4 separate regions of the Homo sapiens genome follow, and all the other regions are linked to region 1. A link is a contact called in ENCODE Hi-C or POLR2A ChIA-PET data. All regions are on one chromosome and are shown on one strand. The core of a region is the stretch at or near the end of the contact, and the rest is flanking DNA. Distances in the headings are between cores, read along the strand shown.

Region 1 (3,220 bases), core at 463-2,962:
ATCAAATCATATAATTCTCTTGCTTTAAAAACTCCTGATAACCTCACAGTAGAAAACCAATAATAAATGTGAAAAGAATGATGGAATTAGAAAATCACCATTTGGCAACCATTGTAATAATCAATTCAAATAAGAATCATCAGATATTAGAATTAATGAGTGAAATGTTGAGGCGTAAACAGGATGTGTACATATTCTCAAAGTATTTCCTCACAAGATACTAATTACAAAGGGAAAAATGAAACATTATCAGGGATAAATCTTCAGCAAGTGATCAAAGTTAACATTACCAGCAATAAAACAACTAACATCATGTCCCTTCTAATGTAATGCTCTGACATGAATGAATACAAGGTCATTTCTGTAGTATTCCTGCCATAAATGCATCACTTGAATCAAATAACAAAAAAATCAAACCTAAATTAAGGAATATTCTACAAAATAAATGGTTTGTATTCTTCAAAAGTGTTCATGCCATGAAAACTGAAGAAATACTAAGCAACTATTTTCCAGACTAAAGCAGATTGGAAACATGACAACTGAATGCAAGGTGTGATCTTGGATTTTCTTTTGCTATGAAGGACATTATTGGGCCATTTACCAAAAAAAAAAAAAAAATGCATAAAGTTGATAGATCATAGTATTGGTAATTTTCTGATTTTCACAATAATACTGTGTCTCTGTGAAATAATGTTCCTGTGTTGGGGGAAAATACACACTGACGTATTAATATTTAGGAGTAAAAAAAATGCTGATGCCCTATTTACAATCGGATTAAAATTCAAACCACTTCAAGATTTGGTCTCCTGTGCACTTGTTCTCTTCCTGTCATTCTTCCCCACTTAATCATTATGAGAGGTCACTCTGACGTGACAGTTCCCAGCGCAAGCCAAGTTTTTTACTGTTCCCTAAACCACTGTCTTTTGTTACCCTATTTTAGTTTAAATATCACTCACTCAGAAAGTCATTCCCTGAGCACACTGCCTAAAGTTAGTACCTCCATTGTCTATTAAAGCACTCTTTCTTCTTACTATTTTGCTTATTTATTGTTACCTATTTATTCCCACTGAATGGAAATTACATTAGAAATGGGGGTATGCTCTGTTCACGGCTTTTTCTTGAACACGTGGAATATACTAGCGCTCAAAAAATATCTTTAATCAGACTTATCTTTAACTCTTACCAAAAAGCGTTATACTCATAGAAAGAGCACTAATACTTCCGTAAAATTCTAAGCTGAATTCAAAGACGATACCCTTTAAGTGAAACTTCACGAGAGCCTGAGCACAAGGAGGTGAAGTGGATGCCATCAAGATTCTGGGTCAGGGTCGGGACGCGGAGGAAGACAGGTTACTTCGCGCCTACTGCTTTTTCTACTTTTTGTGAGAGTATACCAGCATCTCTCCCTTTGGCTTAAAGAAAGAATAAAGTGAGGAGAGAATAATAATATAAAAGATAAATAATAATTCCAAGGAAAGGAATAGAGCAGCTTCTCAGATACCACGACGCCAAGCGGCTCAAAGTACGCGAACCGAAGGAGGAGCCTTTGCTTTCCCCAACCCCGCCTCCATTGCTTCTGCACATGCGCGCCGCCAGCCTCTCGCGGCCCGCTTTTTTCCCACAATACTCCTCGTCCTGGGGGCCGGAGCCGCGGAACGAGCCACAGAGAAAAAGGTTATTGGTTGGCAGTTCAGCCAATGAGCGGGCCTGTTACTAGTTTGCGGCATCCTGTGGTATAGGGGAAGCGCTCCGGGCCTGGAATCCCTACGCGTCCCTTTGGGTTTAGCACGATGAGCTCAATCGGCACTGGGGTGAGTTCGCTGTCTGTCGGTGTAATAGTTTAACCTAAGGATTGGGGTTGAAGGGAACTCGGACAGACCACATGGGGTTCGCGGACCCGGGGTGCTCTGAGACCGCCTTCGGCTGGGTGGGCCATTTGCAGCTGTTTGGAGACCGGTCGTCTTTATCCCCTATATGCTAGGCCTGCGTCTCAGGTGACCGTGACTCCTGAAGCTTTTCAGCGCAGGTGTAGCCGGCTTGGCGTCGCCGCAGTGAGGTTTGGAGCCGCTTTGGATTGCTGAGTCACTTTCTTCAGCCACTTAGGGAAACCGAAAGTGGAAACTCGTGGGGCTTGAAATAGTGTGTTCTCTTGAGAACCACCGAGGCAGTGAGATTTGGGATTCCGGGGTCTGGAGATCGTGCTTTTTGTGGACTGCGTTTGCAGTTCCTAGGGTGCTGCTGATTCACAGGCCTTCTCTGTCTTTAAGTGTGCAGATCATTGACCGCTCAGTTTAAGAGTCACTGGAAATCCTGTCGGAACAGAACTAATAAAAATGGTCTGAAAAACAATCTGATGAATCCTTCAGTTTTTCCTTTCTCGTTTTTCCTATACAAATTACCTAACAGCGCTTGTAGGCATTTATTCCGTAAACGTTTAAATGGTTACTTAGGAACTTAACAGCTTCAGACTTTTCATAGACTGTTGAGGATTTTGCAGTGGGACTTGTTAACTTGTTTGGCTTTCCTTTGTTAAACGTATTGCATATGTGCAGTCAGTTTACTCCTTTTATGTACTTCTCTATATAGAAAATACAGTTTCTAAAAGATTTATTGGTTATTTGCACTAGAGTTATTGAATAATGAGTTTCTCAGTTCCTCAATTTCTACTTCTTAACAAGATTCTCATGCTCAGCCTTAAGTTCAAGTACCGGTGTTCTAAATTTGATAATAGGCAACTTATGTCTGGAATGGTTTAATCCATTCAGTTATGAATGCTAAAGTTCTGCCATACTTTTCTTGGATAAGTAAATGCTCAATATTAAATCTTGTAGCAAACTGACTTTGCAATTATATTAATATTACCTTGAATTAATAGTATTTCATTCTACAAACCTTTTAAAGAATACTTGATAATGTAACCATGTGGGATATTTTAGTAACAATGGTAGGGTTAATGATCTGGGTTTAACAGATCAGGAAACAGACTCAGAAAGTACCACTGCTGAAGGCTTTTCTTCTGTCTTCATTTCTCCCAAGAACTCCAGATACGAATATTTGTTTGTCTGCTTGACATGTCTGTTCACTTGATCGTTTAATAGTCATTTCGTACTGCATGTGAAAGTAGAGCTCTGGGTTTTCTCCTCACCTTGCCATTTTGCATCTACTACAGTCTTCAGCTCAGTGAATGGTCATATGAAAAAATCTGTTATTCATCTTTAAT
Region 2 (3,220 bases), core at 343-2,842, 8.7 Mb before region 1:
TATAGAACAGTACTATCCAATACAAAATAATTGATCAGAAAGCTGGTGATTTTTATCTCAAAGAGCCAATAATAAATTCGTTTTCACCTTAAAAAAAAAAACCCAAACTACTATTTAAAAGATTTTCAGAAGCCAAAAGTTTCACAGTCAAAAGTTTCATATAAACACTAGCTTGACTAAGATGATCAAGAGATAGAAGCACTAAATGGCAGACCATTGTTTGCTGAATCTTAACAATGTCTTTCCGGCCCCAAACTTTAAGTTCATTCCAGTGTATGACGCTTTCAAACATTTTGGGTTGGCCGGGCGCGGTGGCTCACGCCTGTAATCTCAGCACTTTGGGAGGCCGAAGCAGGCGGATCACGAGGTCAGCAGTTCGAGACCAGCCTGACCAACATGGTAAAACCCCGTCTCTACTAAAAATAAAAAAATTAGCCGGACATGGTGGCAGGCGCCTGTAATCCCAGCTATTCAGGAGGCTGAGGCAGGAGAATCGCTTGAACCGGGGAGGCGGAGGTTGCACTGAGCGGAGATCACGCCATCGCACTCCAGGTTGGGTGAGTGCGACTCCGACTCAAAAAAAAAAAAAAAAAAACTTGGGGTCAGCGGTTAATACATATATTTGGTTAGAAAATATCTAGGTACAGCCGCGCGTGGTGGCAAGAGCCTTTAGTCCCAGCTACTCGGGACGCCAAGGCAAGAGGATCGCCTGAGACCAGGAGGAGTTCGAGGCTGCAGTGAGCCGTAACAACGCCACTGCACTTCAACCTGGGCGACAGAGGGAGACCCTATCTCTAAAAAAAAAAAAAAGAGAATAGGTACTTACAAGATTGATAAATGAAACAAATGTAAAACAATTTTAGTGGCTTCTCTAAAGTGAATTTCACCAAACACAATACACGGCACCTAAAACTGGCTAAGCTATCTAGGTAAAAAAGGGAGTAGGAAAGACTAAGTCCTTCACCTTCTCCATTCTATTAATTTGATTGCCCAAACCATCAACACTGTCACCAGCTACCAACTAAAAAAAGAGGAAAAGCTCTTGGTCGAATGCTCAGAATTACCACTCCAGGGAAGATCTGTCCGTTTGTCTTTCGCGGAAAAAATAACCCCCACAACCTTCTCTGCCCAAACAACATGGAGTACGCCTGCAGACGCCTACCTTAATGAAACCGATATCCTTCGCGTACTGACGGAAACACTGGCGGCACATATTGAGGCCATATTTCCGGATCAGACCGTGCCGGTTTGAACAGACACGACTGTAAGAAAAGAGACAGCGGTTTTGCAGGTCATAGAAATTACAAGACTCCGCACTCAGACGGCTACTACCCGCATCCCGGGACTCCCAAGCCACAGTACAGGCCTGTAATGGCGGCACCAGCGACTCCCAGTCGGCGTGCTCCCTCGTGCCGCCCGTGGCCTCCTCTACTTGAGATTTTAAGCAGCCTAGCGCTCCACGGCAACGCTTCCCCAAAATCACAAACTATTTCTCACCAAGAGCGAGAACCCTGGCCGAATTTTCGCGGGTGGCTCCAGTACAGCTGCTGGTGACCCATCTTGCTCTCAGCAGTGCAACGAGGTAAAAGGAAGAAGCTGGCCCACGCATGCGCTCTTCAAATTTTTGAGACAGTTTACCCAGAATGCAGTGCTCAAAGGAAACGCGTGCGCAGTGTGGTCAGGTTGTTTCGCTGGGTGAGTAAAATGAAATCTTAGAGGCGTTGTGGGCTGGCCCAGTTGATGACGTCACCATACCACAGCTTCTAGTGCTATTCTGCGCCGGTATCCGACCGCCGGGCGCGGTGGCGCGTGCCTGTAGTCCCAGCTACTCGGGAGGCTGAGGCTGGAGGATCGCTTGAGTCCAGGAGTTCTGGGCTGTAGTGCGCTATGCCGATCGGGTGTCCGCACTAAGTTCGGCATCAATATGGTGACCTCCCGGGAGCGGGGGACCACCAGGTTGCCTAAGGAGGGGTGAACCGGCCCAGGTCGGAAACGGAGCAGGTCAAAACTCCCGTGCTGATCAGTAGTGGGATCGCGCCTGTGAATAGCCACTGCACTCCAGCCTGGGCAACATAGCGAGACCCCGTCTCTTTTGAACAATAAATACGTTAATTTTGGACTCTCAAGAGATGAATATTCTCATAGTCTTTTTTATTGATTAAACCTTTTACTTTCTTTTAATTAAAACGTTACACTTGGGAAAGGAGTTTTTCCTCGACTCACCAGTGACACCTACTGGAATAAATTTACAAAACAACTTAAAATCAGCTGTAATGATCACGAGTCAACGGTAGGGTTTGCTTTTATTTTGTTAAAGAGAGTACGTTTTCAAATTTATTTTTTTGACACACTCCTCCAAGAAATACACCTACACCATTCCAAAAAAAAATGAGATTCTTTGGCATTTAGTGTATTTGATTCTTAAATGTAATTGGCTGAATGTAAAGTAATAAACAAGTAATGTGCAGTGTATGTTGCTTTGACCAGATAATTTGGTGACAAAACAAGTAATGAAAAGCAAATGCAAAAATGCAAAAAACCAATGTCAATAAACGAATTTCTGCTGAAAGATACCTACATTCCATATGGTCATTTATAATGCCTCCAGATAAAACTGCTCTGAAATCAAAGCTTTAACTAGATTTATAAAATGTAGCACAGGGTGCAACAATTCCAGAAACTTTTACATATAAACTTTTATAAATTGAAATACAACACTTCTTTAAGGTATGTTATGTCAGGGTTCTAGTGGGGTCCCCCTACCCAATCATTAAGTTAGGCATTGTATTATATGATTAAGGAAGGAGGGGAGTCAGAGATTTGTAAACTAGATATAACTTGCTCCTTGCCCTCAAAATTTTCTAATCTGTGGGAAACAGGATTATCTCCAAGACTTCAACATACAACGTTTGTGCACCAACAACATATGTACAGCTAAGGAAAATATTCTGTATTAAATCATGGGTGTGCTCATGAAGTACGAAAGGAGCCAAGAAGAGAAATTAATTCCAGTTCGAGGTACATTTGAGAGACCTTTGAGGTAGACCTTGAAGAATGGGATTTCTACAGGCAGCACTTGACAGAAGGGAATGCCTGGTGAAAGGAAGCGCTTGAGCCAAGGTAAGGTGAACAACTTTGTGTAACTAGAATAGAAGATGGACAAAAGGCCTAGTGATAGGAATGAAAAGGTATTTTATTTTAAAGCCTCATTGGGCAAGAT
Region 3 (3,220 bases), core at 1-2,500, 5.7 Mb before region 1:
GGGCAAAGCATATGACAAAGGCCAGCCTGGACAATATAGTGAAACCTCGTCTCTACCAAAAAAAAAAAAAAAATCAGCCGGGCATGGTGGCTCCAGTGCCTGTAGTCCCAGCTACTTGGGAGGCTGAGGTGGGAGGACTGCTTGTGCCCAGGAGGTGGAGGTTTGTAGTGAACTGTCACTACAGCCTGGGCGACAGAGCGAGACCCTGCATGAAAAAAAGGAAAAAAAAAAAAAAAAGCATAGGACAAAGGATGGTGAGGTAAGAAAAGCTGGGTCTTTGTTGCTCCAATAAACGTAGCAATGTCTTTCACAAGGATACTGAATTCGTAATGTGCTGTGTATTCTAAAGAAAACAAATTATTTCCTTTTAATTTTGCACTACTTGCTAATCTTATTTCCAAATAGGAAAAAAAAAAGTCAACAACTATGTGCCGGCCCAATATACGTTAGTCGATCTGATTATTCCTCGGTTCTTCACAGCAGTAACACAGCATGTATTTTCTCTCTCAGGCCCAGGAATAGCGCCACCATCTACCATACACAGGTCCAAGGCTTCGATACATGTGGAATTTAAACAGTACAGAATATTCTACTTCCTCTCCAGGCAATCATCATACTTACAAGTCTGTTTCTGCCTTTTTCCCAAAACTTAAGCCCAGAGCATCTTCCCAAATTCTACGTTTGAAAGAACCAGCTTCCCCCTGCTCACAGATCGCTTCAACATCCATCTGATACTACTACTACTCTTCCTTAAGAGACATTTCCCTTGGCCTTGGGAGGAAAGGGTCTTTCACTTAAGAGCTCCGATTCTCCCCGTCGCCCCTTTCCATCCCCTCGACCCACAAAGGGCTCCGGTGTTTCCCGCCGTTCATGCAGCGAAAAGAGAAAGCAAAATGCCCTCAGGAGGCTCCAGGTGAGGCCCTTCGGTGCCCCAGAGACGGGTGTCTTAAGTCAGACTCCGGAGCTGTGCAGTGCAGCCCTGGCTACAGAAAGCTGCTTCGTCTGAATCCCCGGGTCTGCAGGCAGAGCCCACAGCCTGAAGGGCCAGCGCTGTCACCTACCTGCCCGGGACCTGCGGGCGGGGACCTGGGCCGTTCCCGAGGCCGCGCGGCCAACAGTTCCCGCCGCCACGCGACGGAGGAGGAGGCAGAAGACGGGGCCGTGCCAGACTAGCCGGGTAGCCTGGAACCACTTCGCCAACCTGCAAAGGCGTAGCACTTCTCCCTCCCAGCCTGCAGCCGCCACCGACTCGGCGGAGTCGGCCTCCTGGGAAAAAACAACCTGCGAAGCTCCTCCTTCTCCTCGTGCTCCCTACGCGAGGCACTCTCTAACCAATGGGAAACGTGGTGGGCGGAGCGAGAGTGACAGACGATTACAGAGTCCTCCCGCCGGCGCGAACGGGCGGTGCAGTAGCAGGGCCAATCAGCAGCGTGGGTGGGAAGTACAGGGGCGGGAGAAAGTAGGGAAATTACGCGCCCAATCAGATCTCGGGGCCCTCGAGCGACGGGTCCTGCGGCCCGTGGCCTTCCGAGCGCGGCGCTCAGGGGGCGTGCCTGCCTGGGCCAATCGGCGCGAGCCCACAGTGCGGAGCGAGCGCCTCAAATGCTCGGGTTTCTCAGCTGATTGTCTCCAGCCGAGAGTTGTTTTTTGCAGCTACGGAGCCGAGCCGCAGCAGGAGGAGCCGAGACCCCCGGGGGGTGGGGGGAAAGAGGAGGCGGGGTCCGGGGGAGCCGCGGCTGCTTTGCGCTGGACTCCGGGTCCCGTCACGGCGCTTCCTGGGGTTAGAGGCTGGGGTGGGTGGGGGGTAAGGGGGCAGTCCTTCTCCCCTTCGACGGCGGCTCCGAGTCCAGCCCCTTCCTTCCCGCGCTCGCTCGCCCGGCCCCCAGCCCCCTCATGAGGGTGTCCGTGCCGGGTCCGGCGGCCGCTGCCGCCCCCGCAGCCGGCCGCGAGCCCTCCACGCCCGGCGGGGGCAGCGGAGGCGGAGGCGCCGTCGCTGCAGCCTCAGGCGCCGCGGTGCCGGGCTCCGTGCAGTTGGCGCTGAGCGTCCTGCACGCCCTGCTCTACGCCGCGCTGTTCGCCTTTGCCTACCTGCAGCTGTGGCGGCTGCTCCTGTACCGCGAGCGGCGGCTGAGTTACCAGAGCCTCTGCCTCTTCCTCTGTCTCCTGTGGGCAGCGCTCAGGACCACCCTCTTCTCCGCCGCCTTCTCGCTCAGCGGCTCCCTGCCCTTGCTCCGGCCGCCCGCTCACCTGCACTTCTTCCCCCACTGGCTGCTCTACTGCTTCCCCTCCTGTCTCCAGTTCTCCACGCTCTGTCTCCTCAACCTCTACCTGGCGGAGGTAAGGCGGGAGGGCCGGCATGCGGGGCCCGGGCGGGTGCGCGGGGCCGCCGGGATCAACTCCCGCTGAGGACCAGCGGGGGCGGGGGGTGGGCAGCGAGAGGCGGACTGGAAACCAGCCTGGGGAAACTGAGGCACACCTGGAGTGTGAGCCAGTGTTTTCGCCTTAAACTTAAGTGGCTGATTGGCTTGATTACTGAGGGGTTCGGGCTAGGGGGTGAGTGAGTGAGTGTGTGTGTCTGACAACTTAAAACAGCAACGGAACGAACCCTTTGTTCGGTGTTCTGGCCCTCCGAGGTAAGGCGTTGGTGGCACCAACAAAGTGGCATCGCAAGAAGTAGCAGCCCCGGTGGCTCTGCCGAAGCCGGACTGTGTTGAGGGAGGTTGGATGCTGAGGTAGCAGCAGCTCTGCTGAAGCTGGACTGCTGCCAGCCATTACGTCACCAGGCAGAGCTGTTCCTCTGCTATTGTTGCTGCGTTTCTTTTATTAGAAGCTTATATTCCCTCCTGCATCTCCTTTCCTGTGGCTCGATAAGCCTCACATAAATTTCGTTCGATAGTTCCCCAGCAGGGTTGATGATCAATAACCAATGCTGAGGATCAGGATAAGGACCTCCATAAAGCCCTTAATGTTTGCCCCAGTTGCTTCGTGCTTTAGCGGTTTATCCTACCTCCTATTAGCATAGTCTTTTTTGGAGCTAATTAAGAGAAAAAAATACTAGCTTAACCTGTGCCTATTGCAGAAACAAAACCACCAAACTGTTTTTGCAATAACTTGCTTAATATCTGGAACCTAATCACACCCCCTTTCTCTTTTATGGGGAATTGCTGGTTGGATTGCATTGTTCTGCAGCGCTTAGGTATTTGACCCATTTCAAACAGGT
Region 4 (3,220 bases), core at 351-2,850, 5.1 Mb before region 1:
ACCCAGTGGGAACAACCTATCTCCTTTCCCTCCAGGGATTCTTTTACTTTTCCTGAACCCATAACTAAGCTGTTGATTCTCGAGCAGATCCTCTCAAACCTTCCTACTCCAGAAGACGTGCCGCTATTTAAATCATAGGCTGTTTAGGGTAAATGAGACAGAACCAGATCCCCAGGTGGACAAAGCTGGTAGGATCACGAAATTAAACCTCGGGCTGCGGATCCGGTCCTGGATCACTTCCAGGGGATGGCAGCAGCACCCGGCTCACCCAGGAGGCGCTACCCCCGAAGGTATCCAGTCCTCCTGACCCCAGGCAGCTTGGGTTTTGCCATCTGCTCGTTTACCCTTCAGCTGCCGACGCTCCCTGCTCAATCTCCATCCTGCCCCAGCCAAACGCCAGGCCTCACGCGCCTCCCTCTTCGCGGCGACCAGTCCCAAACCCACACCGGTGCGCATCGGCCCATGCAGGGGCAGCCCGTCCTGCCCTAACCCCGGCCCGCTACTCACGGTTCCAGTACACCGGGTAGCACTCTCCTTGGGTCACATCCACCTCGTAGAGGCCGCCCCGCACGCACACAGGCTCGATGTTCACAAGCTCCACCATCTCCGGCTCGTGCCCCGTCGTACTCTGGCAGAAGCCGCAGGCGCGGTCCTCATCGTCATCTTCTCCGGAACTGGAGGCTGGGCCCGTGGGGGAGCACACATGGTCGCCGTCCCGGTCCCCGCCCTGGGGCCGGGCACCCGTGGTCTGCAGCAGGGTCCGGAAGGCGAGCTCGATGCGGAGCGAGTCGTAGCCGATGAAGGGCTTCCAGGTCTTCTTGTCCTCCTTGTAGAACCAGCGTACCTCCTCCGGGCCCAGCTCCGTCACTACCTCATAGCGGTGCCGGGCCGCCGGGCCGCCAAGCCGGGTACGTTTCCTTTCCCCGGGGGACCCTCCTGTCGCGCCGCCGCCCCCCGAGTTCGTCGGGACCAGCGGAGGCTGCTGCGGCGGGTGCAGCGACAAGGAGCTGCCGCCGCCGCCGCTCTCACCCTCGCTGTAGTAGCGCAGCGAGGAGCCCGACTCGGCGGAGCTGAAGTCATAGTTCTCGTCACTGAGGCAGGGGTCCAGCGCGAGGTGGTGGTTGTGGTCGTCGGTGCCCGGCGCCAAATGCAGCCCGGGTTCCCCGCGCAGCAGGGCCAGGGGCACGTCGCCGTCGTCCGGGTCCCCGCCGGGCAGGTGCTCGAAGCAGCAGACGCCGCCGCCGAACGCTGGCCTCGCGTCTGAGCCCAGCTCCCAGGCGCCGCCGCCGCCGCCTCGGCCGTTATGCTCGGGGCTCCGTGGGGACCCGCGGCCCGGGTAATTCATGCTGTGGAGACGCCGCCGGCTGTCCGGCGGCGCGCGGAGCCGTGACCCCCAGCGCTTCCGCCACACATTCAACGCCGCCGCCCTCTCCACCCGAAGTTTCTAATCTTTCAAATCCCGACCCGAGCTGCGGCGGCAGCGGCGACCGCTCCGCCCCCACGAGACCCGCAGCCGCCGCAGCTGCGTTCTGCCGCCGGCCCCATTGTCACGCAGCCCGACGTAGGCGGTGCTTCGGCCCCCGCCCCGCCCCCCGGCCGCGTGCGCCGCCCCGGAAGCCCGGGCTGCACCGGCGCCGCGCGCGGGGTTCCCCCCTGCCCCTCTGGCTGGGAGGGCAGGGTGGTGTCAGGTCGCCCGCCGCTCTTGGGCCTCCTCGGCTCCCTTCCTCCTTCCTTGCGGTCTTCATGCACAGCTGCCTCGGTCCCCCGCTTCTGGAATTCACAGCCCAGATGTGGATAGGCTTTACCCCACTCATCCTTACAATGTGGGTCATGAGCCCAGAGCCTTAAGCTACGTGTTAGGAGGGCCCCAGGATGTAGGATTCAGCATTGCTCTTTTTGACCTTAGGCCCTACTGCGGCCTCGCCTGGACGTTTTGTCACCTGGCCCTGGTGCCTCCAGACAGAACCAGGACGCATAGGTGGGTGGATACGAGGGCACTCCACCCCACACCCATCACTCACCTTGGTGTCACCACTCCCACTGGGAAACTGGAATCTAAACCTTGCTTCATATGCCATCTCATATTATTACTTATCTTTTGATGCTTGGATTTCCTGTTTTCTCAACCTCATTGCTAGGCCCTTGATGGAAACCAAGTCCATGTCAGCCTCTCCCACACAGTGGGTGCGCAATCAGTCTTAGTTGATTATAATGATGTCAAGTCCAACCAGCTGTGGTAAAGAGTGTTCGATTGAGAGGTAGAAAACAACCAGGTTCTAGATTTAGCTTTGCTAACCATCCACAGGCAAATCACATAATCTTCCTGATCTTTTTGGTTTCCTCATCTGTAAAATTAAGATTCTTGGACCAGATGATATCTAAAGTTCCTTCTAGCAATGGAATTCTATGAACTTTAAGGTTTCTTCCAGATTTTTATGCATCTCTGATTCTGTAACTCATATTCTGGGATCAAGTTGAATACAGAGGCTCCCTTATGTGGGTCTTTTTTATTTAAAAAAAATTATTTTGTAAGCACATCACCCTATGTTGAGAATCCAGAGAAAAACCATCTCCAACCTCAGTGTTTTCATTTTAAGAATAGACAGTCTTCACTATTTCTTTTACTCTCTGGTGGAATCAGATTGGTAGGGCAATTTTTCTTGCTCCTGAGATGTAACCTGTCAGACATTATTACTCTGTCATTATTTAAATCAAGACTATCTGAAGTTTGTACAGGGCCTTTGTAGGAATTTGAAAAAAGGCATTGCTTCCTGTGGGCAGATACAGAGCGGTGTTGGAGTTGATGGCTTGTCAAGTAGAATACAGGCTGGATTTTCTGCCCCAATTAGTGCCCTTAGCTGGTTAACCTTGTGCAGTGAACAACCTATCCAACTGTATACTGCAGCTCTGACTGAAAGCATCTAAGATCAGGACCCTCTTTACCACTCAAAAAAAATTTCTGAGTGCCTGCTTCCCAGTTGCTCCTCCAGTATTTCTATTGACAATATGCAGCATATGATATTGGGTATGGGCTTTGGTCTGTTTACTAGCTGTAAAAGCATTCATTCTACAGGGTTTGAATAGGTGTCTGGCCACCTATATGCCAGGCACCTCTATGCTAACTTCTACTATAAGAGAGAATGGGAGAGAGTTCTTTCTTTCTTCAAGGAACTTACAGCCTAGAGGGGGATACAGACAAGTAAACAGATACATTATATTA

What was found. A loop is a pair of places that touch in the nucleus more often than their neighbours do. ChIA-PET counts read pairs that join two places held with the same protein, here RNA polymerase II (POLR2A). Pooled maps may share reads with other maps.
Region 2: a loop to region 1 is called in a pooled map, with 9 times the contacts of the local background. The contact joins the promoter of RPS29 here to the promoter of PSMA3 in region 1. A Hi-C loop is called at or near these places in 3 of 37 single-sample maps with no recorded cell type and 5 of 50 pooled maps. POLR2A ChIA-PET finds 5 or more read pairs at or near these places in 1 of 52 experiments (activated T-cell).
Region 3: a map of CD8-positive, alpha-beta T cell shows a loop between it and region 1 (10-fold over the local background). The contact joins the promoter of TXNDC16 here to the promoter of PSMA3 in region 1. A Hi-C loop is called at or near these places in 2 of 168 maps with a recorded cell type or tissue (CD4-positive, alpha-beta memory T cell and CD8-positive, alpha-beta T cell) and 8 of 50 pooled maps.
Region 4: a loop to region 1 is called in a pooled map, with 7 times the contacts of the local background. The contact joins the promoter of DDHD1-DT here to the promoter of PSMA3 in region 1. A Hi-C loop is called at or near these places in 1 of 168 maps with a recorded cell type or tissue (CD8-positive, alpha-beta T cell) and 6 of 50 pooled maps. POLR2A ChIA-PET finds 5 or more read pairs at or near these places in 1 of 52 experiments (activated B cell).

What each region holds. Positions count from the first base shown.
Region 1 is chr14:58,243,131-58,246,350 of GRCh38, forward strand. It overlaps PSMA3 (proteasome 20S subunit alpha 3), which reads left to right and starts at 1,713. Exons shown (of 11, transcript NM_002788.4): 1 at 1,713-1,811. The coding sequence starts at 1,791. RefSeq lists enhancers at 1,267-1,316, 1,357-1,556, 1,725-2,622, 1,737-2,186.
Region 2 is chr14:49,584,788-49,588,007 of GRCh38, forward strand. It overlaps RPS29 (ribosomal protein S29), which reads right to left and starts at 1,593. Exons shown (of 3, transcript NM_001032.5): 1 at 1,498-1,593; 2 at 1,163-1,262. The coding sequence starts at 1,559. It also overlaps RN7SL1. RefSeq lists enhancers at 624-673, 1,272-1,771, 1,644-2,153.
Region 3 is chr14:52,551,255-52,554,474 of GRCh38, forward strand. TXNDC16 (thioredoxin domain containing 16) reads right to left here and starts at 1,251. Exons shown (of 21, transcript NM_020784.3): 1 at 1,062-1,251. It overlaps GPR137C (G protein-coupled receptor 137C), which reads left to right and starts at 1,582. Exons shown (of 7, transcript NM_001099652.2): 1 at 1,582-2,337. The coding sequence starts at 1,894. RefSeq lists silencers at 1,772-1,841, 1,852-2,051.
Region 4 is chr14:53,151,754-53,154,973 of GRCh38, forward strand. It overlaps DDHD1-DT (DDHD1 divergent transcript), which reads left to right and starts at 1,601. Exons shown (of 3, transcript NR_110062.1): 1 at 1,601-1,978. It overlaps DDHD1 (DDHD domain containing 1), which reads right to left and starts at 1,570. Exons shown (of 13, transcript NM_001160148.2): 1 at 508-1,570. The coding sequence starts at 1,345. RefSeq lists enhancers at 326-375, 396-595 and a silencer at 1,416-1,745.